3 separate regions of the Homo sapiens genome follow, and all the other regions are linked to region 1. A link is a contact called in ENCODE Hi-C or POLR2A ChIA-PET data. All regions are on one chromosome and are shown on one strand. The core of a region is the stretch at or near the end of the contact, and the rest is flanking DNA. Distances in the headings are between cores, read along the strand shown.

Region 1 (3,810 bases), core at 112-2,611:
TGATTTAAAATGTATTTCCTCATAGTGTTAGTTTGTATAATACTATTAACCCTACTACAATTGCCACATTAACTAAGCCTTTTTATTGTTGTTTCTTTCAATGGAATTTAACCACCATTTTTAGCAGTGTTTCAAGTGAAAAGGACATTCTTTAACCCCTTCATTTTATTTTTAAAGTTGTCATACAAAAAACATGAGCATTTTTTTCCTTTTAGCATTCAGTTCTACAACATGCATAGATTCTTATAACCACTACCATAATCAGGATACAGAACAAAAAGGCATTCTCATTAAAAAAAGAGAGACGGCTTATAAATGGACTTAAAAGACAATCTCTGTTACATTAATGACTTTTTACTCTGTCTTCCAACACACCAGGCTTTCCTTCTATTCTAGAATAAGTGAATTGGACACCACAATAGAAACACTTGGTATATTTTTGCAAAATATATTTTGTATACCTGTGGCTTTCCATTTTTAAGGATATTTAGAAGCTGTGGTTTTATAGGGGCTTTATCAAAATGGTTGAAATTCTTTTCCATGGCAGAGGTTTGACAACTGTGGAAATAATTAAATGAGCACACCTTTTCAACACTACACATGACTGAGAACTGCTTATCCAGAAGAGACTAGCTAGGTGGAGGGCTCTGTTCTAAGACTATCGAGTATATGTTATGTGGTATTTAAAGACATTTGTAAATGTGTTCTATATTTGTAAAACTATAACTAGAAGTTCCTTATATTAAAACAAAACAAAAGTAAAAAACACTAACTCTAACAAACTGAAAAGGCAGTTGAAAGAATATTAATCAAAGTTCTTGTTTAGCTTTACAGATGCCACCTAAAACTTTTTTTCCCAGAAAAATTTTTGGAACAGGGTCAACGAATGGCCAAAGAGTCACTTTCAGATTCTAATATTCTCTAACACTTTTGTAACTACAAAGTCAGTCATCAGTGCTAATATTTTGTGCTTGTGAAAAAAGAGTCTCTACTCAGGTCTGGTACTACCTTTGGGCTGCAAAGACAGTTACTTTAATGGTATTAATTTGACAGAAAACAAAAGAAAAATAATCACTCTCCCAAACTTCTTCTCCATACCCTCCAGCATAATCTGGTACCTGAAATCTCCATTATCAGAAATTTACTACTATGGCTTGGGAACCAATTTCTAGAGACATCTCTATTAAAGCATTTATGCCACTATAAAACAACAGTAATCTATTAAACTATGTCAGTCTCAAAAACCTTAGCTTGAATTCATTTACTTGAATTGTTCTATGACAGGATGGAAAGCTGGGGAAAGGGTTCCTAGTGTCCACAGACAGGTTTTGGTTTGAATAAAGAAAGATTGTGAAGACACGTATCAGAATCACGCAACCCTGAAAGGCAGGCAGGACTGAGCAGGACAGTGAAGCAACAAGCAAGTACCACAAGGGAAGTGGGTTTGCAAATGGAAGTGCTAAGAAAGAAAAAAAGAATAGTAAAAGGGGCCCCAAAACAATTCATAGGTAATTCTCTAAAGCCAGCCCTATCTGTATAACCTTTGCTAGGGCACTGGTGGCATGCCCCCTTCCTGCATTCTAAGTACTCATCCTACCACAACCTCATTTTTTTTAATGAAATAGGTCAGCTCGACAAAGAGCAAATGACTGAGATGAAACAAATTTCCCTAACTTTAGTCAGAGGAAGTTTCATAAAAAATCTAATGCTGCGAGCCAGCATAAACAAGAGATGAAAGTGTGGGAGACAAGAAACATGAGAAGGAGGAAAAAAAAGAAAGGATGTACCACTGTTCTGTTGTTATTCTGTTACAGATGACACACATAAGGAAGTCCCTAGTAATTTTGTGTATTAATACTCTACCCTATGATGAGGCACAGCTACAGACATATCCATCTTAGTCAGCTCTGAGTTATAAGAATATGCCTGAAGCCAAGATGAATGGACTTGGGTACTGAATGCAAGGCTTTCTCTACAGACTCGGGTTCAGAGGTCACCATCATATATGGATCCCTACCACATCCTGTGTGCATAAGGGCATGTGATATCAGATTAAAATTGGCCTTTACTAGCAATCTTGAAGGAGAAGAAAAATAATTAGTTAGTAGTCAGTAAGTACCTGGCAAAGAAAGAAGCAGTCTCACTTATTCGACTTTAGTGAGATAGTATCTGTTTGTTTGGAGAAAAGAATTTGCTGTTGAAGGCAGACTACATGTTATGTGAGCCCAGGTCTCTCCCTCTTTTCATTCCCCAGGTAAAGCAGCCAACTCCATCTCTCTTTCTTCAAGGCCAGTTCCTACTCCCATCCACTTCATGAAAGTTCATTCACTCTCCTTTTAGTCATTTGTTCATAAAACAATGGGAAGTGGTACACCTATTCTCTGCCAGGTACAGTGGCAAAATTATAAGTACACAGATGAACAAGACATAGTCTGCCCCAGAGGAGCTCAAAATCTAATATGGGAGACAAAGACATAAAACAATAGCAATACAATGTGGTGAATACTATAATAGATACATGTACATACTCAGTGCTATAGAAATATGGGGAATAACTAAAAATTCAAATAAGCAGTTACACTGGACCTTTGAAAAGGATTGAGAGTTTTCCTGGTTGAGAAAAAGTACAGAAATCCAAGGAAAGGAGAAGGATTCATGCAAAGAAAAGGCAATTTGAAAGAATATGTTATATTCAAGACATGGCAAGTATCTGTGGCTGAAGCACAGTATATGTGAAAAGGAATTTCAGGAGATGAAGACAAAAAGATAGATTGGGCTGTTTAGTAAAGGCTGTAGTATAAAATGCTAAAGAGCTTATTAGACTGCATTCCTCAGGTAAGGGGAGTCATTCAGAAAAAAGAATGGCAAACAAATTTTTGTAATAGAAGTAGGTGACAAAACTACAGAAAGGCAATGATTAATTCTATAACTCTAACTGGAAGGCAGATGACCTACAATTAGTCCTAAGAAATCACTTTATCCTGCACTTTATATATTTATTTATTTTTGAGACAGTCTCGTAGTAACCCAGGCTGGAGTGCAGTTGCAAGATCTTGGCTCACTGCAGCCTCAACCTCCTGGGTTCAAGGGATCCTCTCACCTCAGCCCCTCAAGTAGCTGGGACTACGGGTACGTGCCACAACGCCCAGCTAATTTTTTGTATTTTTTGTAGAGACAGGGTTTTGCCATGTTGCCCAAGCTGCTGTACTTTAATTATATGAAAATAATTTTACTATGTTTGCCTAATGTCTCAAACTCCCATCTAAAATATTAAACTGCTATTTAATTTTTTTATTTATGTATGATGTAACTGTGAAATCTGATTCTCTTTAAAGGAAAAAATGCATTCTTCTTCTCTGTCCTATACACAATATTTTTCATAAAGTACTAAATAGATACTTGCTGACTGATCAAGATGCATAATAGTTATCCTATAGGATCTTTTCTAGAAACTAGTTTTATGCTTTCTGATTCCGTTTCTATTATATAATATTTCTACTGATTCTATTATGCTCCCTGATCCTATTTCTGATCTATTTCTTCAGACTGTTGGAGAAATATAAGGTCAACCAGGTAAGTATTTGTACAAGCGCATTTAAAATGTTGAGCTCTTCTTTCCTTTTGGCTCCAGCTCATGGAGATATGGCTTCCTATCTTAGGCAAATCAGTACTTGGGTGCTACACTGATACCATTAGCTATATTTCTTACATTCAGTAGTAATTCAATGTGGAAGCTGGAGTTCTGAAACTGTTAGCAGATCATGTATGATATTCCTGGAATTCTACCAATATTCTTTCTAACATTCATTG
Region 2 (3,961 bases), core at 302-2,801, 160 kb before region 1:
TGCCCACAAACTTAACTGTCATATTTCAAAAGTTTAGCTAAATCCCATAATTGGGTACTGACTTGAAAAGCTTCCTTGTAGACTTTTAATTATATCTAATGAGCTCAAAATAACTAAATGCCATTAAAGCTGTTTTTTCTTACTGTGTCCCTAAAATGGTAATTTAAAAATACAAGTGAAAAGCTTGAGTGACTAGACACCAAGCCAAATTGTGTAATATCACAGAATTAAACTATAAACTATTTTTTAATCTAGAAACTCTTTTTTAGTAGTGAAATGACATTAAAGCAATCCACAAACATGGGTCAAAAAGTATTGAGAAACTACCTCTACTTAAAATACTAGGCTTGCTGCCTGCTTAATTGGATAGAAGGTCATTTGCATAGGCTGCGTAAAAGTTAGGAATTGGTGTTGTGTTTGTTTCACTTGGGCTGAAAGACCAACTAAATGCTATGGATTGATTGTAATTCAAAAAAAAAAAATACACAATACTCCCTCTCTCAAATTAAAAAAAATACAAAAACTCTCAGATTACCAAAAAAACATAGGCAAGATTGTTAATACTAGATCAAAATGTACACACATTTGAATCAATATATTTGTGTGCATGTGAAAAAATAATATATTATTTTTCAGTGTTAATGGGCCTCCTATTATAAGTAGAATAATTCCTGACATGTTAGTTGCCTGGAGGGTTTTTGGTGAGGATTACTCTAGTAATCTGAGGTGGCATTATGGCAATGCTATAGGGGCATACAAAAATACTCACAGCTACCCTGTTCCCTGGGAATTTGGACAGGTAATCCCATATGGTTCATAGGACTTGTTATGTATGGTAGAGAATGATTCCAAAACAATAGAAACCACCAAGGGATATTAAGAGGGAGTTAAATATGAAGAGACCTTTGCTTTTCTGATGAAAATAGGGCTACCGGCAATTGTGGCCAGTGGTTGCCAAAACCGTGTCCTCTTCAAATTAATTTAGATGATAATTTTGTTCAAGAACTTGATCATAGAAACACTTAGTTTATACAACTACTTGTTTCAAAACAATACCATAATAATCTCATTGCAAATGTCTGACTGTGATGCTCCAGAGTTCAGCTACTGCAAATGTGTCTTTATGGGAATGATTAGGAGTAATTCTAATGGGAAAGAGTGAAAATTCAAAATTCTTGACTGGCATGGTTGAAGGCACAAAACTGCTGCCTCTATACTTCTTAGTGAAAAACAGCATTGGACATACCAGGAACAGCAATCTGCTCCTCTTAGTACCTTGCATTTATGAAGTGATATCCTCCAGGAAGTACATGATGCTGGGCATCACATCATGCTCTAGGCAACACCATGAGTGCTTCATTTTCACAAAGACCCAAGGGGTGAGATGAAATAATTCTCATATTCATAAATTAGGAACTATAATTCTGCAGAGCAAAACTGATTTTGTGCACTCAGGCAGTGGGATTAAGTTAATGCCACAAGCTCTTCTCTTTGTGAAAAGTACATTTCTCCTGGCTGAAGAGAGCAGCAATAATTACTCAAAATTCCTGAAGTAGGCCAACCATTTGTCCAGAGGGCAAAGAAATCCTGCTTGACTGGCTTCCACCCGAAACCAGTGTCAAGTTCCTGACCTTATGAACTCCCCAGAACAATATTCGGTGGAAAAGGAGGAGCTGTTCTCTTTAGCTTCTTTTCTATTTTTTTTTTTAAATAAGAGCAAGCAATGTGGTTATGTTTTTATTGGCACTCAAGATTATTTCTGAGAGGAGAATTGCTATATTTAAAAATGGATTTTTATCCTTTATAAGTTGGGTGAAATTTTTCTTAGTTTCACTTTCTTAAAAAGGTAGTACTTATTAAGGGAACCCTTCCTTTCCTTATGGTGGGTGGTGCTGGCAGATGAACAAGCCACGATTATGCATGTAGTCAAAGAGTTTGCTTTATAAGATGTTATTCTAGACATCAAATACATTATACACATGTCATTTCAAAAAGTTCAAAGTCAAAGATAAAAATATATTTAGCAAATAAGAAAACAGCCTGAATGAGAGGGAGTCAAGTTTTTGGAAATGAGAAATCAACTTAAGTGTTATCAGTAATCTAACGCCTTTTTTTCTCTAAGTGTCTTCTGAGTGGGTCGGGTGACAATTGGTCCCAGGACTGGAGGAAAGAGACTTGACTATCTAAAGCAGTGGCTCTTAAAAAGTGGGACGTCATAGAGCTCCTTGAAAATTAGATAAAAGCTAGGAAGGCACACCCTCAGGAGAGAAAAAAAATAGTTCATTAGCTTACAATGAAATTTATATAGAATTTCAGGAATTTCATAACTCCCCTGAAATGCATCAATGGATCCCCACCCCAAAGTTTATGAATAAGGCTTGTGTAAGGAAGGGGTGGAATTCTCAGCTCTATTCCACCAAGTTTTGGGAGACTTTGTCTACCCTGCCAACCCCAACCTATCACTGAAGTCTTTAGTTCCTCCTAGTCAGCTCCATTGCTCTGAGCTTGGTGGCTATGAAGAAATGCAGGTGGGTCAGCATTAGCAATGACTGGTTCTTCATTAGCACTAGCTATGAAGCAAATGCTGTACCCTATCTTCCTCAAAAGGTTGAGTTCTTAAAACTTCAACCACACACAAGCCATTGCAAAACTCACTTGGAGAGCTCTGGAGGTCCCTTATGAGAAGACACACATGATTTCAAAACTGATTCTAGCTGGGTGGTTTTGTAGTTGCCTGAATGAAATGATCTGTCAATTTTAGCTTTGTTCTTAGGAGAAACATAGCCCCATCTTGAAACATTCTTTATAATCAGCTTGGATAATCCTCCTACTCCCAAATTCAAAGATTAAAAGTACCTGGAAAAAGAACTAACCTTTCTCTTCTTGAGACATTCCCTCCAGGGCAGGCCGAAGGTATATTGGGAAAAGCAGGGAGGGAAAGCTTATCATTTTTCTATCCATAGTATCCTGAGCTGTCAACTCAGCAGCTTTCACAAGGACTAAACCTACTTTTAAAGAAAGGAGAGCTTGAAAGTGTTGTACCATTAGCTATTCTGATTCTAGCCCATGCCAGGAAGCAAAGGTTCTTATTATACCATGTTCTATTTTTGATCTAATCCGTATCAACAGCCTGAAGTCTCAGCATGGTAATGCTGGGGAAATTCTTTGATGATAATTGGAAACTGTACTGCCTTGCCCCTTAAGTTATACAATCTGACTGTCACTAGAAGTGTCATTTGGACTATAAAGAGTCAGGGATAAGAAAAGTGGGCATCTGAAATCTACGTGGAAGATGCAGTAGCAAGTCAGAGCCTCTTGTGAAAGTTCTGTTGGTTAGGTTGGGATATCGAAAGAAGAAGATGTGTCCCCTACCCTGATATTTCAGAGCCTCAAGACACTCAGTAAACCAACACTCAAATTCCTGGACTGCATCACCTTTACTTTTTGTGCAGACAACACAATATGGGAAGAAAAGTCATACTACATAGCAGTTATTAAAAACAGTTAAATGTAACACCAGGCGTTAAAACCTAGTACCTTCTTGTCATGATAAAGATTGTAACAAGAACAGGAAATGGCACAGCACAAATCCGTTTTCATGATAATGATCTCGTGAATGTAAAGAGCATAGGAAATGGAACAAATGTAACCCTATTCCATTACCACCTTCAAACGGTAACCTCCTTGTCCTAGTCACATGCCCTACTTATGGTCCTGATTAAAGCACAAAGGAAATCATAAGACTGTGACTCTGAGGGAACGAAGCAGCTCCCACTTATTTGTGTGCGTGTGTGAGCACACATCTTTCCTTCTTTGAACTAAGTTGCACCAGGCAATTCCTTACAGCTGATTCCCCAACTTTGTCCTGAATAAAGCCGGTCAGACATGGGAGGGACAAAGAAAGCTAAAAACCAATGAGTCATCTGGGAATAGATGTTCTCTTTACTACCCTTTATCAGAA
Region 3 (3,853 bases), core at 451-2,950, 210 kb before region 1:
CCACTAACAATATTTCTTAACATAAATCTCAAAGGAAAGGGGCTTTCTCAGAAGTCCTGGGAAGTTAGTTGGTGGCTGCGCCCACCTGCCCACATATGACTACTCTGCAGTGCTCCAAGAGGGGCTCATGACTTATCGGATGACAGCACAACTTCATGCCACAGAAAGAAGAGGATGCCCTTTAAAGGTAAATGCATCCAAATTCCAGCTTTACCAATTCAGGCTCATATAACCGAGAATGAGTTGTTTACCTTTCTGAGCTTTTCTGTCTCTCTTAATCTGTAAAATGAAGATACTGAAACCAACTTACCAAGGCAACCTTTTTCTTTACTAAAACCAAATCTAGAAACTCAAAATGTAGTCATGAAAGAAAAAGCTTTGTGGTAAGATAGGTGCGAAATCCAGCTGCTTTGGCATTTCCCCCAATTTTATCTTTCTGTGGGGCTGTCACACTTTTACTACCAGTGCTAGCATTGTGAGGGGTCCTCCAGTCTGGCTGTTCTCCTTAACTGATTTAAAGACCGTTACTCCCCCTTGTTTCTCTTTAGCACAACCAAGGCAGGCAGAAATCTCCCAGAGGCCTTCACTAACTATTAAGGGAGACAAAGTGTCAGGACATTGTGGAGGAAGCCCCTCTGGGGTGGTTCATTTGATGGCATCTCCCATGTGGAACAAGGCTAGAAACTAGAATGTAAAAAGTCCAGGGAAATAGAATAGGCATGCAAGGCCTGCACTATACTCTTCAAAACGGCATTTGGAGTAAGAAAGGCAGATTTTATCAGGGCAGAGTTCTACTCAGGAGTAGTTGAATCAGAAATCTGCAGTGTGTAAACCAGACTTCTGTTATTCTTTCTGTCTTTCCTATATTTGCATCCTTGCTGTTTTTATCATTTAATAAAGTCGTTTTAAAAGCAGCAACCTATAAAAAGCACAGTTCAGTTGTACTAAGGAACTCAATTTGGGATTTCTGACTACGTTTTAGCCCTAGTTTTAAAAGGTGTATAGCTAGAGATGGGATGTAAATATAGTATCAAGGGTAGAAAAACTAATGAGCAACACCCAGGATATTTGGAGAAATAGAGTTTGGTTATTTGGTCAGGCTTAATCCCCCATAGGAAGAATACCAAAGTGGTTGGCACAAGGGCTGACTATGACAATATATTAACTATGTCGTAACAAAATACCTCCAGAAGGGGCTGTTTTATATTTTGACAACTACAAACACACATGCTAAAATTAGATAATATTTTTTAAACTTTTTTATAAGAAACTTACCAAAGTTTTACTAGTAAAGGAAGAGTGATGTGCTCATTTTTAAAAATTGTATTCAGTAATTCCACTTATTCAACCCAAAGCATATCATGTAATATAATCACATAATTTTCTTATGAAATCTATAGTAGGAATAATTGCCCCTGTTTTACTGAAGGCAAAGAGATGTCATGTGTATATTTTTAAATCATGGGTAGATTTAAAACTAAGACTGGAAAGTTTTGGCTCCTATACACACTCAGTGCTAATAAAACTGGTTGGACGAATTAATGTTATTGACTGAATTTTACTGCTCCCTAAAACATGTCACATTTCATGATTTTTAGGTCTTAGAAAATCTTCTCAGAGCTCACTGCAAGACAATAAAGAAAAACACTTCTGTAAATAGTGTTAAATGACACGTGGGGCCAGCAAAATCAGGGAAAAGGGAATCATGGCCTCCAGTTTATTTCCTGATTCAAGAAATGACTCACTGTGTAACTTTGTAAATGTTGCTTAACCTTTTAGCATTCCAGTTTCTGCAGCTGAAAAACAGGGATAATATTTGTCTACCATACAATGGTAAATGCTCTGGAAATAAAAAAAAATTAATCTTGTATCAAGGGACAGTAAAGCTGGTTTTTCATGTACTTGAGATATCACTGACACATTCACAAAGCAGTTTCTGCCAAAGTTGTATGGTTAATGCTTCCAGATCACCTCCCTAAACACCACATTGTGCACTGAACTCTTTTTATCCCGCCTTGAATCAGAATTGTGATCGCCGTGGGGTGTGTTCTACATGACTGATAGGCTGCATTATGCAGGATGTATCACCCGCCCGTGCCAGAGTGCTTTCTGCCTGGTTGTCAGGGAAGACAAGAGTCAACAGAAGGAAAAAGATCCATACAGTGGGAATACACTTTCTCCCTGAATTTTGATCCTGGAATATATGACTAAAAAGACGAAAGAGCTCCTTTCATTTGCGGTCTTCCTGCCACAAGATACAACTGTTCTGTTTCCCTCATATTCTGGATACCATAATTAAGGGAAAACATCTCCGTTTCCTTTCTTATGCTTTGCTTATTATCTTCTTCCCATCCTTATACATTTTTTTTAAGGATAGTTATGTAAGATGATTGACTCAGGCTCTTTCAATATCTGTTGCTTGACATATGAATATCTTTCCCCATTATTCTCATCAGTGGCAATAATTACAGCTATTAAACTAAAGTCTCTGTGTCACTTCAAATGGCTTTCTTCTAATGTCATCTATTGCTGATATGGAGCTGTGCTTTCATGTGACAAATTCCAATATACCTTAACCAGGTAGGAACAGAATGTTATTACAGCAAAGATTTAACAAGCAGGCAGTATCAAACTACATGACTCTGTTTTTGCTAAAGTTCTCCTTCTACCAGAATCGTTATAAGATCCACACCCAAAAAAAGGGCAATGGAGCTGACACGCAGGACTGGAGAAAAACAGGACTCCAAATTGAGAAGGGGTGAGGAGGAACAGGGCTAGTTGGAAAACAACTGAGATTTTGCATTGAGAAAACAAAGCATGTTTTTCTAAATGTAAACACTTTGAGAGGAAAAAATAATGTGACTTTTCTCAAACACCATGTGTCCATTTAAACACAAAAGGACACTTTCTAACTTTGTATGGAGCTGCGATTTATTGCCACTGCTTTCAGCGCTCAGTGACTGCCCTCCTCTGTTAAGTGATAGTTGGATCTTTTTCTTTGGTTTTACTGCCCATCACTGCACATCAGAAGAGACATTAACGTTCACATTCGAGTGTCAAGTCTGGATGTCTCAGCATAAACCGTAAATCAGTATACAACTAGAAGTAAATAAAATGGGAAGGCTAGTGTGGATTGGGTATGATATCAAAATGTTTATTTACTGATACATTGTATAATCTACTCAGAACACTTAGACAAAGCTTCAAGTACAATTTTGTTCCATGTCAGCATTTTCTAGCCTGCTTTCCTTAAAACATGAGATATTATTTGCCATTGCCAAAATAGTTTCACGTTTGAGAGTTGCTGCTTACTATATACATCTCTCTCTCAGAAACTCATAATATACATTTGCCAAATTTTGCAGAAAGCAGTAATTTCTTTACTCAGTCTTCCCCAGAATTACTTAACCAAAGAAACACTCTTTATAGATTTATTTTTTGGGAGAATATCTAACAGAAGTTCTCAGACCCTAAGACACAGTTTGGAAAATACTATACTGTACTTGTATTTTCCAGCCCCTTTAATGGGGACTTGAAGTTCTGACTCTACTCTTTTATCAATGATTCCTTCGACATATTCTAAAATGTATATTTATATTTTAAACACAACTAACTTCCCTATTAGCAGAGACCTATTTTAGGTGTGACCTGGGAAAGGATTAACTGCAATTCCTTTTTCTTCTGAATCTTCCTTTAGAGAATTTGTGGGCAAGCAGCTTCCTCATTTTGGTGGTGAGCAAGCATAAGGTATTTGTTTAATTGAATCAGAGTAGACTAATGTCAGAAACTTCTGTTTCCTACAATATATTCAAAAGGGCAAAAATAAAGAGTTGGTTTGATTATTTTTTCTTTT

The links. A loop is a pair of places that touch in the nucleus more often than their neighbours do. ChIA-PET counts read pairs that join two places held with the same protein, here RNA polymerase II (POLR2A). Pooled maps may share reads with other maps.
Region 2: a loop to region 1 is called in a pooled map, with 12 times the contacts of the local background. The contact joins two enhancer-like sites. A Hi-C loop is called at or near these places in 1 of 168 maps with a recorded cell type or tissue (natural killer cell) and 7 of 50 pooled maps. POLR2A ChIA-PET finds 5 or more read pairs at or near these places in 1 of 52 experiments (activated naive CD8-positive, alpha-beta T cell).
Region 3: a loop to region 1 is called in a map of PC-3, with 6 times the contacts of the local background. The contact joins two enhancer-like sites. A Hi-C loop is called at or near these places in 1 of 168 maps with a recorded cell type or tissue (PC-3) and 8 of 50 pooled maps. POLR2A ChIA-PET finds 5 or more read pairs at or near these places in 3 of 52 experiments (A673, Caco-2 and PC-9).

What each region holds. Positions count from the first base shown.
Region 1 is chr2:213,117,755-213,121,564 of GRCh38, forward strand. All of the region lies in intron 4 of IKZF2 (IKAROS family zinc finger 2), which reads right to left. Among named protein-coding and RNA genes, the nearest start is that of IKZF2, 32 kb to the right of the region's middle. Within about 2 kb of position 1,362, at least 6 of the 41 ENCODE cell types and tissues checked have a DNase peak (open chromatin) inside an H3K27ac peak, as active enhancers do; they include PC-3, where a contact is called at or near this core.
Region 2 is chr2:212,955,245-212,959,205 of GRCh38, forward strand. The region is part of intron 2 of LOC102725082 (a long non-coding RNA gene); the gene reads right to left. Among named protein-coding and RNA genes, the nearest start is that of MIR4776-2, 31 kb to the left of the region's middle. Within about 2 kb of position 1,552, at least 3 of the 41 ENCODE cell types and tissues checked have a DNase peak (open chromatin) inside an H3K27ac peak, as active enhancers do.
Region 3 is chr2:212,910,876-212,914,728 of GRCh38, forward strand. No RefSeq gene overlaps it. Among named protein-coding and RNA genes, the nearest start is that of MIR4776-1, 13 kb to the right of the region's middle. Within about 2 kb of position 1,701, at least 7 of the 41 ENCODE cell types and tissues checked have a DNase peak (open chromatin) inside an H3K27ac peak, as active enhancers do; they include PC-3, where a contact is called at or near this core.